Regions from separate parts of the Mus musculus genome. Here region 2 is linked to region 1. Evidence: chromatin contacts called from ENCODE Hi-C or POLR2A ChIA-PET data. All regions are on one chromosome and are shown on one strand. The core of a region is the stretch at or near the end of the contact, and the rest is flanking DNA. Distances in the headings are between cores, read along the strand shown. Region 1 holds the start of Rasa3 (RAS p21 protein activator 3). Region 2 overlaps Rasa3 (RAS p21 protein activator 3).

Region 1 (7,498 bases), core at 2,862-5,361:
GGGAGCCTACAACAGACCAACTTGGGGAATTATGCGTTTTCCTGTCGTTACTTACAGGGGTATTGGTGAGGGGTTATAGGAGCAGAAATGGCTCAAAGACAGCGCATCACCAAAGCTCACCCCAGCTCCGGTGACAGCTCAGAAATCTGGGAACCTGGAGCACACATAGAGCCTGCAGGCAGCTCAATAGGTTGGAGAATGTCCTTTCCAAGTGACTCTGGTCTAAACCTCCTCTAGGCAGCTCTGCAGGTTTCTGCTTCTTCCGGAGAGCTGGTCTGGTCTTAAGAGTCTTTTTTGCAGCTTGGCTCTGAGTCTCTGAGAGGGACTCACGGGTTTTATTGTTTACTCTGTCAGGGAGGGGCCTAGTGAAGCTGGTGGGTTTCAGGGATTTCCTGAAGTTATTTTGAGTCTTTTACCTTTTTGCTTAAGGGCCTTCCCTGCAAGATAAGAATGTTTCAGTCTTGGAGGAAAGTGTTACACAACACCAAGATCCACATAGTTCTTTGGTGGAGAAACCTAAGACACCCTCCATAGGCACCTGTGCTTCACAAGGGGAAGGGGTCTATTCTGTGTACGACAGACTTGTGTGTCTCGTTAAGCATGATAGATAGTGAGGGCAGCTTTGAGAGCTACTGGTCTCTCCTTGGTGACCAATCTGGGTTCTTTCCCATCAGTTCCGTCATGTGGCATGGATAATGAACACCAGATGCCAAGTTTGTGGTGGGGTCCAGGAACGGAACCCTGAGACACAAACACAAAGTTACTGTCACTTCTGCCTAGGTGGCAGAAGCCTCAAGTTCTGGTAGGAAGACCAAGATCCAGTCCCATGTGGTATAAGTCCTGCTGTCACCAGCTGACAGAGATGCTTGTGCCTCAGCCTTGCTCAAGGCTGTCTGCAGCCTAGGATGGATGGCAGCTGGGCTTGCCTGGCACCCCTGGAGGGTATCATCGACTTCTGCTTGTGATGGCCGATAGCCTTATGGCTGCATGGCTCTACTAGGGCTGAGCTAGACTGACTGGCTGTTTGGTGAGCATCATTCCTCTTTCCTATGGCAGTTCCCTTCAGAACCTGGAGGACCAGTCTGTGCTCCTCCAGCCAAGCTCAGCTTGGAATTTTCATCCCCAGACCATCCCGGTGTTCGCTCCCTGAGTCTCGAGGGTAGTGTGAATCAGACAGCGCGGTGGTCTGCCACGTGGGCAGATAAGCTACAGGGCTCTCTACCTAGAACTTTCAGCCTGCTAGAGATGGGTCACAGAAGTGACTCCAGTTTCACAATAAACCTGCTGGCCTCAGGCCCTTCTTCACAGAGGAGGGTGGGAAGTGAACATTGTCCATCTTTGTTTATGAGGGATTTCCTGAGGGCTTTGGACTCCTGGACGCTTCAGCAAGTAGCTGTCACAAGTCTGTCAACTTGCTTCTGGGCGCTTCTAAGCCTCAGCAAAGTCTGCTTCTCTCTCCCTGCCTGACAACCTTTTGCTAACTACAGTGTCAACTCATGAATTAGGCTGAGGTAGTGCAGAAAAGGGCTGTGACAGGGTAGGGACAAGCTATTCCTGGAGGCTGCAGACAAACTACAATTCCTTCCATAGCAAGGGGCAGCTCCTGACAGCCTGGGCAGATCTGACCTGGCACCAGAGCTGCAGCAAGGAGGCTAGTGGCTTGAGTCTGTGGTGATTTATTCCCCTTCAAAATCTATCTGCCTCTTCAGGAACATATCTACTGAACCACACTGACCTCCTGTGTCTCTAGGGGCAGCAGCGGTCTCTGTCCTGGGATGTGTTATTACCATTCACCTTCTATTCTGATACCTTGACTGGCCTTCCCAACAGGGATAGCTCTTAGCCTACAGGCTCAAGGCTTGTATGGGTGTTCGGATGTCTACTAAATTTGCCTACACAAACTTCATATTCAACACAATAGTGCCTTCATGAAGCTGAGTATGAGTTAGACTACTGTGAGCCAGTCCTATGAAGGGCTCAGTTGGTTTTTTAGCTTTACAAGTCTGCATTGCATTTGGAGCAAAATGACCTTGGGACTGCAAGCCCTAGCCATCCTGGAAAGATCTAAGTGAAACCCTCTGCTAATCAGCTGCCTGCCCTTGGGATGCCCTTGAGCGGTCTAGCGTGCACCTGTGTGGAGCAGGCACCTCCCGGGTGTCCTCCTCAGAATTCAGCTTCATCTTCGGTAGCAGGCCGTCAGTGTGGAAGCTGCTCACTCTGACTGATTGCCTTTGGTTTTATTAATTAATCCAGGGGAAGCCTTCTCCTGGGAGTGTCTGTCTCTCTCCTGGCTCTCCTGTCCTGGTGGCCATGATGCTACCACATCCTCTTTGATGCTGATGGTTACCAGCTTTCCTGTCAGCTCCTGGTCCCCTTTCTGCCCCTGTCCTCGCTTTTGTCAGGGCCTAGCTCTGCGGCAGCTCAGGGTTAGCTCGTCTAGTCCTTCTACGGGCATCTGTCCCTGTGGGAAGTGCCAGTCTTGGTCAGGTGGTCTGGAGTGGGTAAGAAAGAAGGCTGCACAAGCCAACAGACAAGGCAATAAGTAGCGCTCTCCAGTGGCTTCTGCTTCTGTCAGTCCTTGCATCCAGGTTCCTGCCTTGACTTGATGATGAACTCTGAGGAAAATAAACCAATTCCTCCCCAAGTCCTTTTGTTGGAGAAGGGTCTACTACAGGGTTTCTCTGTGTACTTCTGGCTGTCTTCAAACTTACTCTGCAGATCTGGCTGGTCTTGAATCCAGAGATCTGCCAGTCTCTGTCTCCTGCACTGAGATCACCACCTCTCCCCTCCCCATCTTATTTATTTATTTATTTATTTATTTATTTATGGTTTCCAAGTTGTTTTTGGTCATGGTGCTTTATCACAGTACAGCAGCCCAGCTAAAGCAGTCTTTTGGTGATTTTGTGTCCTTCCCCACCACCACCCCCATCCCTGTCCAGTCATGTGCCTCCTACCCAAGTTCTCTACCACTAAGCTGAGTTCCTGAGCCGGAGATTCAGGGTTTTAGATGTGTTAACCCAGAGCGGCTCCCTCTCTTCCCAGTCAGAGCCTGTCTATGGCACAGCAGCTTCTGGAGGGTTCCAAATCAGCTTCTCTGGAGTTCCAGCACCTTCCTGGGTGTCCTGCCTATACACTGTATTTCTGCTCTTTGGCTGCTGGTGAGAGAGCTACCGTATAGCACCAAGGGATTTTTGTGTCACACCTTTCAGTTGGTGTATCAATGACCTAGCCTCCTGACTCCTCAAGCGATGCCACTTCCGTTTTCAGTCCTACCGAAAGGCAGGCCTCCTTCAAACCCACTGCAGAGGCTATCTCTACCGCCACTCCCCACCCACCAGGGCCTCTGGGAGACACTTCTGTGACTACTATAAGGAACGAGGGACTAGAGCTCTTGGCCCTCTAGGAAAGCTGGGAGTTATGCCAGCTGCAGGAAAAACTTAGTGGAGGGATCGGGGATAGGACCTCACAGTATCGTTGTAGAGATACAACAATTCTAAAGTTGCATACCAATCAAATTGCCAGTAAGCACCAGGTTTGAAGGTTCTGGAATGCTAAATTCAAGGGCCGCGTTGAGGCTGCCCAAGCACACCACAGGGTAAGCAGGGACTGCTTGCTGGGCACAGGGTCCACTTGCCCTCACTTTGACAGCATATCACCTTCTGATTTCTCCAGAGCGATCGGCAGGTGTCACTTTTCTCAGTCGCTGAAGCTGGGGCTAGAGGAAATCTTTTCCTTTCATACCTTTTGTTTGAATATAGCTTTTTAGATTTTAAGTGCGAGTCGGTCTTACGGGACCTGGCGGTCAAAACACAGATCAATACTCACGATCTCTCTTTGTCCCAGGTCCAGAGAGACCGGACCAGCGAGGGCTGTGAAGAGGGACCGCTTCAGGGGCACTCCAAGGCAAGTCCCTTCCGATCCCGCCTTAGAGTCCGCCTCCGCCTCCTTACAGACCCGACCAATGGAATGCAGTGTTTGACAGTAGGCGGAGTCGTACTACCCCACCCCATGCAGAGCCTTAGCCAATGAAGATCGGGGCTCTGGCGAAGGAAGGCGCCCGCAGCCCCGCCCCCGAGCTCTGCCAATGGAAGGGCGCGAGGCGGTGCACCCGGTCAGAGCGCGGACCGCAGCGCGCGGGGCTCTGGGGGCATCCGCAGCTCGGCTCCGTCTGCCGGCTTCTTCCCCTGTCTTGTCCCCCTTCTGCGGCCGCGCTGCCGGGCCCTCGCGCGTTGGCGAGGTCGACAAGCAGCATGGCGGTGGAGGAAGAGGGACTGCGGGTCTTCCAGAGCGTGAGGATCAAGATTGGTGAGGACCGCGGTGGCGTGGGCAACTCCCCAGACCCCTGTTCTTGGTATCCGGCCGGGCTGGACCGGCTCCTCGTGTTTCTCCGCCTAGACTGCCCGGTTCTCCGTGGCATTGCGGGGGAGGAGGGACCTGTATCAGGGGGCGTCTGTTTGTGGGAGTGAGCGCGCGTGGTTGCCTGCGTGTGTCCGTGTGCGCAGCACCGCTCCAGATCCCAGGCGCCTGACTTTACATGCACGAGCACGCGCGGATCCGTCTGGGTGCTCCCACTTCAGGGATCGGGTCTACTGATGTCAGTCTCCTGGTGTCCTCTCCACAGTTGTGCGCAGGAACTTATTTCCCAAGGAGGGGGCGCCCCTTCACCTTTTCGGCTGCTGCAGGCTTCGAGGCCGTGCACGCGCGCGACCGTGTGTGTGTGTGTGTGTGTGTGTGTGTGTGTGTGGTGTCTGCGCGCTGCAGGCCTGGTGATGGAGCCACCAGCACCTCCCCCTCCTTTCATTGAGAACTGGCCGTGGGAGCTGTGGCCGGCAGGCCTGGCATTCAGGCTGCTCTGGGCTGGTCGGGACTTCGGCAGCAACGCTAGGAACGGGGAGTGAAGTGGAACTGGAGAGACCTGGAGAGGACTTCCTGATTTTTTTTTTTTTAACCTGGAGATTTCGTTTTTCCCAGTTGTTTTTTATCTTGTGAGTGACGTGTGAGTCTACTTCCTTACAGTGGTTTTCTGAAGTGACCGTTACACATCAAGTCATTAACACACTGGGCAGGGGCCAATTTTCTTGGAAGGAATTCTGGGTCCTAGTGCACCGTCCCTGTAGTCTTTTCCCTCTGAACTGCGCCCCACATTACTGGCCTGTTCCCATGTGAAAAGGCCCCTAGTGGGTGGCAACAGTCACAGCCTGGTGTCAGTTGTTGATGACATTCGATGCTGTCTGAAGAATGCCAGCTACTCGCAATCAGCGTGTTGCTTCCTGTCCGCTTTATTTTGCTTTTGAATCATCGCCCGAGACAGTTTGATCTTTGGTTCAGAAGCGCTGCGGAGAGCATGTGGTGTTTGGGCTGGAGCAGAGGGCACGGGAGGGATTTCTCTTGCTCTTATGCCTGGAATTGCTGTCAGTTTCCATCTGAGGAAAGGGGCTGCTTTCTGTCCTCTGTGGGCAAAGACTACTTGTGTGAGGGTGGCCAGCTTCAGTTTCCTTCAGCCAGATCCTCTGACCAAGTGAGTCCACCAGGCTCCAGGGGTGCTGTGCCCTTTTGCTCAAGGATCTGGGGAGGTTGCTGTGGAATACTGCTGGGGCAGAATCAGGTCAGTTGGTGAGAAGGGTCCAAGACTTTCTTTCCCTTTCAGTACAGTGTGCTTGCTTCAATCCTAGCATCGGCTACTGTGCACACAGGGAAAGGTTTTAGTTCCATTCAAACAAAGAGGATTTCTTTTCCAGAATGACATAGTAAATAAGACAGGAGGGAAGGAAAGACTTCAGTCTGTCTGCCGGAATCGGGTCTTCACTAGGGGAGCAGCAGAGGGGACAAGTCAGAAGGTCCCTCCTCCGTTGCTAGACGTTGAATAAGGGTATGATTGGAGCCTTCATTGCCTCTGACTGCATAGGGGGATGGTGGCAGTGAGTGAGGTTGGGTAGAGGCGTCTCTGCCTTATCTTTCCTCATCATTTTTTTTCTCAAGAGTATTTACCTGCAGGGCTGCTCAAGAGGGGTGGCCCTGTGCTCTCCGGATGGCGTATGCAGGGAACATAGTAGCTCTGCAGATAGATCCTGCCCTCTCTGGATGGAGTATGCAGGGAACATAGCTCTGCAGATAGATCCTGCCTTCTGTGTCTGAGCACAGATGTGTGTTGGGTTCGCCTTTTGGAATGCAGAAAACATCGGTAGCAACTGGATTGGGTTTGATGTTTCTTGGCTGCCCTGCTTGTTTGATATCACTGGGGTCCCCAGGGAAATCTTATCAGAAGAACAGGACTCCTAGCCAGGTGGGTTAGGTAGCTGGGCTTCCGGTGTGCTTTATAAAAAGCCTAGCAACAGAGGAGGGACCTCTTGGGTTTTCCTTTGCATTTCTGGTTTGTGGTCATATCACTCAATGATTTACATCTGCCCGAAGTGTCACTAGTCGTGACACTAGTTGACTTGAGGGCAGAAGTATTCACCCTTTCTGACCCTGATTTTCCTTCTCAGTTTTTGTCTCTGTCTGTCTGTCTGTCTGTCTCTCTCTCTCTCACACACACACACACACACACACATCACCAGAGTCACTCCTTTGAGCCTTGTCTCCAGGCATGATGGCTTCCAGCAAGCCTTCTGGTGACTTCCAGGCTGACCTAGATGAACCTCTTTCTTGTCACATCCATTTCCCCATCTGAATAAAGCAAGAGTCCAAAGGGGTGGCTGCATCCGGAGGGAATACACAAGACTGTCATCTGTCCTAGTCATCACTCTTCCCCCACCCAGAGAAGTTCCCAAGAAGGAAAGAGAGACAATTGCCCCTAAAAGCTTACATACAGATAAACACCATTACCACGGCTGTGGCTACGAACGCAGGGAAGGGGCCGATGTTATGAGGTCTGCCCTCTACTTGTTGGTTTTAGAACGGAAGATAGTACTTGGTTTCACCAGAAATGAATCTCTCTGTTCTCCTTCCTCTTTCTCATTCCGTCTACATTTTGCTCATTACAGCAGACAAAGCCACATAAAAGCATCTTAGTAAGAATACTACTAGAGCAGCTCCAGTCTTGTCTTGAGGGATCTGTTGCTTCTCCCTTTGAAAGTTGCCTGGTTATTTAGATGTGCTCTTCCATGCACTTAGAATCGTTAAGCATCTTTGGTAACAATTACTGCTTTGTTACAACCATCTTCGGCCATCACATGGGACTGACCCACGCTTCCTTGAGGCTGCTGTATTGAGGAAGTGTGTAGCCCAACTCTCTAGAGCCAGTGCTGGCCTGTGATTGGGCGAATAGCTGTGGCCAGAGCTCATCTGCCCAGCAATGCTATTTTGGGCCTGATGTTCCCTAGGGTTGCAATATAGCTTTACTTCCCAGTCGTGTTTTCCTTTCTCACAGTATTTATTATTTGTTTTTTAAAAAGTGCTCCCTTGATAAAAATGTTTAGCGCAAGAGCTAATTATCATCTGCCAAGTAATAAATAAAAATTTAAAATTCCGGCTTTGTATTCCCAGGCCAGAAATGCTC
Region 2 (7,498 bases), core at 2,558-5,057, 33 kb after region 1:
TCAAATAGAAGCCATCCATTTAACATTGGTTCTAGATTTTTCTTTTCTTTCCCTTTTTTTTTTGTTTTTTGTTGTTGTTGTTGTTTTTTGTTGTTGTTGTTGTTGTCATTGTTTTTGTTTTGTTTTGTTTTTGTATCAGCTGAATTGAGGCCAGGTTCTGATGATTAGAAGACGGGAAAAGGTTTTGCTAAATCTTCTCGACACATCCAGTCCAGGACTCCTTCAGCTAATGGTGTGGAAAGGAGAAAGAGGAGAAAAGAGTTCCCCAAAATTAGAGGGTGAATGACCTCCAAGTGAAGCAGGCTTGTCACAGGAGGAAGCCCTTGTCCCCAGGTCAGGACTGGTGGTCCTGGCACTGTTTGCAATGAGCTGGTTGTTGGTAGAGAGTAGTCAGGTGGATGAGAAGCTGGCCCAGGGCTGGCCTTTGGTACCATTTTTATGGCTTGGCATTTGTCGGCAATGAGGGCAGGCCAGACAGGGATCAGCCACAGGCAAGTGGGATCTGTAGCCTGTGTGCACGGAGTCTTGCACAGGCTTCCGATATTGGGACCTTTAGCTCCCAACACTCTGGAGATAGAGGCAGGCGAACCTTGTGCCTTCTAATTTTGAGTTTGAGGCCAGCCTGGACTACATAATTCCAGGACAGCTAGGGCTACACAGAGAAATGCTGTCCCAGGGAAGGGGGGCGGGGGGGATGATGACAAATTTTTAATCAAAGGGAATGCTTACAATATAAACTACTATATAATTATATATGCATATATGTATATATACATTATATATTATATACTATATATGCACATATATGTATATTATATACTATATATGTGCACATGTAGGTATATATGTTTTATATACTATATGTATATATACATGTTATACCTTATATACTATATATGTGTGCATATATGTGTACATGCATTATGTATTATATGTATATATACATTTTATATATTATATACTATATGCATACATGTGTATGCATTATATGTTATATGTATATATGCATTTGTATATTTATACTATACATGTATATGTGTATATATAGTACATATAGTATACAATAGAATATGTAATACATATGTACACACACTATAAAATATACTATTAACAGTGCTTTGACAATGCTCTGTACTGCCTTGGGGAGGTAAGGGCTTCTAATTTGTCTTAGTCTCAGTGCCTCGTGGCTGGTTCCCCAAATGCAGTGTCTCCCAGATCGGCTCCTTGACTCAAAATCAACACTGCACATGGAGGAGGAGCTCTTGCTACATCTCTGTGACATCTTGTCTGAGATCTGTGGTTCCTCCAGAGATGGCTGTCAGGTCAGGGAGGGCTCTAGTGACCTCATAGCCCAGGAAGGTTGCCTAGGTTGACATACACCTAGGAACTTCAGTAAATTAGAAGTAAGGTCCACAAGACGCTGGGGAAATGGAGATTTTGATAATGAGTCTGATGTAGATGTCCCTAAACTATGGCTTCAGGGATCCCATTAGACAATTTGAATGCAGTCCCTGTCTGTACCTGTCCCTTGTCCTAAGGGGGAAGAAGAGCGAGTTGGGGAGAAGTGTTATGTATAAGTAGTTTAGATTGCTTACCAGGAAATGGCTTTAACTTTTGAATTAATGGCATAGGGTTAGAGATCTTCAAAAAAAATCTCTTTGTAATAAACAGACATATACCATAAATGGACACCATAGAGAGGCCATGGGAAACTGGTGCTTTTATCTGTCTAGCAATGTGGTCATTTAAATGAATTTTGCATCAGATTTTAATTCTAGGAATTTATCACACAGAAATGGAATCTATAGAGGTCTATTTAATTACTGCTTTTTTGGTAACAGCAGAAGATAGAAAATAACCAAAGTGCCCTTTACTGGAGAAGGTTAAGCCTCAGACCCCTCACGGGCTCTCTGCTGCAAGTGCTTACAGAGATGCGAGCCACTTGGTGCTTTTAAAGAGCCCTGTAATGGAACATTGTATGCAGGAGTATAAAAGGAAGCCAGTGTAAAACTGGAATTCAAACAGTGTGAAGCTAGCAAACGGGAGCCCCAAGCCAGGACCTGTGGGTGGTGGGGGTCCCAGTCTCCACCCTGGATGCGGTAGACGCTGGGGAAACAACTCAGAAAGGGGGTGGGCAGTGACGAAGTCGGGTGGATGGATGGCAGTGGCTGGCCAGAAATGTAGTGAGTGACTCGGACCACACCCCAGAGTGACACTTGGGTTTAAAAAAATGTCAATACTTTTTGTGTACAGGTGTTTTTGCCTGCACGTGTATCTGTGCATTGCGTGCACTCCTGCTGCCCTTAGAGGCCAGAAGAGGCTGTCAGAGCCTGTGGAGCACAGTCAGTTGTGTAAGTGGCCTTGTGTGTGCTGAGAATCGAACCTGGGTCTTTTGGAAGAGCAGCCGGTGCTATTAACCAACGAGCCATCTCTCTAGCCCACATGTTTGTGATTTACCATGGATTCCAGGGACCCCTGACCCAGAGTAGAGCATGACACCTGGTTCTCAGAAGACAGACGGATGGATGAAGCTGATGTTGTAGATGGGGATCAAGATATGTAATAGTTGACTTTGAAAGAAAGCAGGGACTCAGTTTGAGCAAAGTGCCCACTCTGACAGTGAAGATGGCAGCTGGCTTCCTTCTCTCTCTCAGCAGGGAGCCAGCAGACAGCTTGGAGGAGATTTGCTCAGAAATGGCAGGGAGGCTGGGCTGTTGAAGAGGCAGGAGTTGGCTCCGTTGGTTGAGGGTGCAGGTTGTGGCTGCACTTGGTTTAATCTTGGACCCCACTGAGTGTTTCCTTCCCCTCATTCTGGTGCAATGAAAGCATGGATGCTGCTCCAACTCCAACACCCATCACCATCACTGTCACCGTCACCATGGTCCATTCACAGTAGGATATCACCCAGAGAAGCCGCTCCCAGTCAGGAGCCACTAAAATGTAAATGAACCCTGAGAAGAAATGTCACCACATGGTGTAGGGTTCCGGGCTGGAGGGACAGAAGGGGAAGGGACAGCAGGACTGGCCTCCTCCAGGGGACAAGAATGTTCTCACATTGGCTTTGGTGACACTTGCGTAACTCTGCTGCTCTCCTGGGAACTAGTCAGTTGTGTGCTGTGCAGTGTTGAAATGTTGTCTCAGTAGAGCTGTTAAAATTTAAAAAACAAAACAAAACAAAACAAAACAAAACAAAACAAAAAACCAAACACCCAAGACAAGAGATATACAAAATGTGTCCCTCACACCTCACCTCAGAGAACAGTTAGCTGCTGCAGCCTGCCGTGCTGGGGAGCCTTAGAATTGGCTGGCATCCTGCCCCCCCCCCCAATTCTGCTTTCTCTCAAGCAGGCAGGTGTTTCTCTATTGGTCCCTGCACAAGGAGACAAGGAGAGAGTTCTCCTTTCACTTGGCACTTGCCCTTGGTCTGCATTATTCTGACACCTCCTGTCACCTCCCTGCCCTCAGGTCATTTTTGAAGGGGCCACAGGCTTCCCCAGGAAAGCAGGTTTTATTCAGATGGCCTTCCTGGGCACACCTCCCAGGGGCTTTTGGGAGCTTCTGGAGAGAGAGAGAGAGAGAGAGAGCGCTGGCCTTAGCCTCCCCACACCATTCCTTTTTTAGCCTCGCCATCCTCCAGCCCCCTCTGTTTCCTTTTATTTCCTTCCTTCACAGCTACCCGGAGCTTCCCACCCCACTGGCTTAGTGACAACTCTCTAGAAATGGCTGTGCCGTGAGTGACTAAGACCAAAGTGTAATTGCAACAGGAGCCTGGGAGACAGGAAGGGCCTGCATTCCAGGTCTGACTGCCCCTGGCTGCGAGAGCTGCAGCTTCCCAGCCTTTGAGTGACAGTCCCTGGTGATGTCCGGGCCTCCTTCCTGCTTTGCTTTTTATTCGCTGATTTAAGGAGCAGTGTAACAGCACAGAGACTCAGATGGGTTAGGAACCCACAGATACAGAGTCACTTAGCCTCCTGTTCCTGAACTCTGGAGTGTCTGGCTATAGGGACTCCCTTCCTTCAAGGGGTTAAGCTCTGAGAGGGAAGGAGCAGTTTAGGGTGACTCAAGAGAATGACCTTAGAGGTGGCATGGGTTGAGGGCTGTGAGAGGAGCCACTTAGCTGGGCTGGGCCCGAGGGTGGAGGCGGTAGCTGGAGCTCAGCGTGGCTGGACACCGTGGGTACCCACATGGGCTTTGGATAGCAAGGCATCACACGACTCAGCAGCAGCAGATGCTTTGCAGCCCTGTCCTAGGTATGCCCTGTGTGTCCATAGCAGTGTGACACTTCCTAAGTGTAGCACAATGATAGTGACACCTAATCTTAAATACTATTTAAAATGTACCCGGATCTACTTTGGGGGTTTTATTCAGCTAGAGGTCAGCAACCCAGGAGCTCAGATTGGCTTGCTCATTCTCGGTATATAATGCAGGTCCCTAGTGCCCAGTGAGCTGATCACAGCCTTACCCAGAGAACATCATCAAAGACCCGCTGTGGCTGCACCTTTCGGACTGTGTTGGAAGCCAATGACACCTGGGACCTAACTACTGTGTACTGTGGCTGGTGGGGGTGGGGATGGCTGGTGGGTGCTGGCGGGGGTATGGATGGCTGGTGGTGGTCATGCTGGTGACTGGTGGGGACTGGGGGGTGGCTGGTGGTAGTGGCTGGTGCGGGGTGGGAATGGCTGGTGGTGGCCTGTGGGTGTCTGGTAGGGGATGAGGTGGCTGGTGGGAGGGTGGAGATGGCTGGTGGTTGTCATGGTGGTGACTGGTGAGGGCTGGGGGGATGGCTGGTGGGGGATAGCTGGTGGGAGATGGCTGTTAGCGGGTAGGGTGGATGGTGGGGATGGAGATGGCTGGTGGTGGTCATGGTGGTGACTGGTAGGTGTTTGGAGGTGTGGCTGTTGGGAGTCAGTGGGTGGATGGTGGGGGTGGGGATGGCTGGTGGGGGTGCTAAGCAGAGGTGTAATGAGACCAGAATCCAATGAAAGCCTGTAGGTGTTTATGTTCCTTCATTTTTATTCAGCAAATGCAGGAGTTGGGAGGGAGCAGAGTCATCGTGACAACAGTCATGGGTCCAGGGTCAGGACAGGCTCCCCCATCGTTCCAGTTTGAGCCTATAGAGCTGAATGAGCAGGTCCCATCTGTGGCTGCTGTGGTGTAGATGGCCCCTGAGGGCTAGACAGGATGTGATATACGGCTATTGTGTTGACATGTGCAGACAGCTGGAGAGAGCCCTGTCCCGGCATCTCTACCTGGGGCTGTAGTTTAGGGCAGCTGTGAATATGAGCAATACCTCCACATATCTGGGGGCCTGAAGGTTGGCAGCTGACGGTGTGTTACTGGAGAAGCCGGTATTCTAATCCTCTGGGAAGTTGGTGGCAGAACAAGGCATTGACCCTTCAGGGGTGGTCTATCCTTCACTAAAGGGCAGCTTTGAAAGAGGCTCCTGTGCGTTCAGTACAGTGACTGGTTAACGGTGGAGCTGCCCCGTCGTCCTCCATCATAAATCAGACAGAAGATAGTGGAGCAGCGTGCCTGCGTTCTGTGGGTCCCCGTGTCTGCTTCCACAGTGGCCCACGTAATTCTTACCCCATTGGTCTTTGTTGTGTAGCTCCCGCCTCAGTTCCCAGGCAGGTCCTGGCACACATTAAGACGTGCACACAGGTAACTGGTCTAACCTGCCATGGCACCTCCTGCCACACCAGGATCTAAAGAAAGTTCTTGATGTGCTGACATACACAGTTCTGTTTAAGATCTGCAGTATAGTCTCGAATGGAATATGTTGCACGCAGAGGGAGTGTGGCAAATACCCAACTGTCTTTCCCTGGATGCTTCACCTGTTGCCACCGTTGTGTGCACTTGGAGTGTATCTTGCCTTCCTGACTTGGGCCCAGTGGCAGCTTGAGGGTGGGTACATTAGACTCTTTGGTGGCAGGTTAGTTTATAGTCTGGGCTTAGAAAATTATGGGGAAAATGTGGGTGTGAACGAGATCTGATATCTGAAGCTGTCACATTGTGACTAGCAATACTTGTATTCTAATATGTATAGATATATAGATATAGATTCCCATGCATACATGTGAAATTTATATAAAAAATTTCAGGATTTAATACTTCGACCCACCAAGCCACTTGGGACATTGACAGATGAGGGAAGTGTCACTGTTACCAGCATGAGGCTGGAAAAGGTTTGATGGATACAATTTGAAGGCTAACACACTCCATGACACTCATGTTGAGAAGCAGTTTTGTGTGCTTAACAGTCCAACCTCAGCTTCATGGCAACCAGAGGTCCGCCATGGGGACAAGGCAGTAGAGCTGCAGAGGGGACCTAGCAGCATGGTGGGATGTGGACCATTCGTGGGCGTGTCAGTCTGCTGATGATGTGCCCATGGAGTATTCTCTTCTTTTGTGAATATTCATCACTATTAGATTAGTTTATGTTCCCTGGCTTGTAAGATTGCTCCTCTCATTTACTTTGTATCTCAAAAAGTTAGAAGCAGCCACACTAGTTCCCTGACGAACTCCCACAGGGCTTCCCTTTCCACATCTCAAGGGTTTGAGCGTCTCCGTACTAGTCTCCCACGTGCTGCTCAGGAGTCAGAACGCAAAGACCAGCTGAGGCCCGGTCATGTCACTGGGATTCAGGCTTCAAGAGAGAGACCAATAAGTAGAAGAGATGGATGGGCAGCGCCTCCAAGGCACAAACCTGCAGGGAAAGTCCTTTGCTGCAATGGTGGGAGGGGCCTGTTCCACAGCTCACTGCTGACTTGGAAGCTCCTCCCACCGATGTTCTCAGAGCCCAGCAGAGAGATGAGGCTCCAAGGACGCGTTTATCAGGATTCTTCTAAGCATGGGTGGAAGGATGGAACAACCCAGAGTTAATCCCCCTTGATTAGTACCCATCTCTTCTGCTGAGAAATCTTGTCTGGGAACTTGTAGTTTAGCCATGCTGTAGCTGTTCTTAATGGGGTACAAAATCGGGCGTCATTTCTGCATCTTTTGAAAGTCTTCACGGAAGACTCATCATTACTGTGTCTGATTCATTATTTAATATCACCTACATAAGATGTCTGGCAAATCCCTCATGGAGAGTTGGTGCATTTCATTTTTAAATAAAATCAGAAAAGTATGTTATACCACATTTCCCAGAAGCCCACTGGAATGCTATTCCCACAAGCTAGGGATGGGTAGATGTAATTTTTCTTTCTCTTTGCAATTCTCAGCCTCCTTATTTCCACACAACAGTCTTATTCTGTGCTCGCTTTTCTCACTGTCAAGAGCTTCCTGGCCTTTGTGGAACTGGAAGGATCGGGGATGTGGCGTGGGCCTCTTCCCAAGGGCCGGCTCTGTGTTGGAGGCTTGTGGTTCCCGAGCTGTCTAGCTCAGCATGCTCACGGAGTGTGTAATGTGATTTAGAAGTCCGGACTCCCTAGAATAACAAGGCAGTAAAAACAGGTTCCAAGAATAGAAAATTTTAATTGCGAAAGCCTTCTTTTCA

Evidence for each region. Hi-C counts contacts between places; a loop is a spot of excess contacts on that map. ChIA-PET counts read pairs that join two places held with the same protein, here RNA polymerase II (POLR2A).
Region 2: a loop to region 1 is called in a map of heart, with 1.8 times the contacts of the local background. The contact joins the enhancer-like site here to the promoter of Rasa3 in region 1. A Hi-C loop is called at or near these places in 7 of 37 maps with a recorded cell type or tissue (gastrocnemius, heart and left cerebral cortex). POLR2A ChIA-PET finds 5 or more read pairs at or near these places in 2 of 5 experiments (Patski and embryonic stem cell).

The regions. Positions count from the first base shown.
Region 1 is chr8:13,674,200-13,681,697 of GRCm38, reverse strand. Rasa3 (RAS p21 protein activator 3) reads left to right here and starts at 4,111. Exons shown (of 24, transcript NM_009025.2): 1 at 4,111-4,305. The coding sequence starts at 4,251.
Region 2 is chr8:13,640,665-13,648,162 of GRCm38, reverse strand. All of the region lies in intron 1 of Rasa3 (RAS p21 protein activator 3), which reads left to right. Among named protein-coding and RNA genes, the nearest start is that of Rasa3, 33 kb to the left of the region's middle. Within about 2 kb of position 3,807, at least 1 of the 3 ENCODE cell types and tissues checked has a DNase peak (open chromatin) inside an H3K27ac peak, as active enhancers do; it is heart, where a contact is called at or near this core.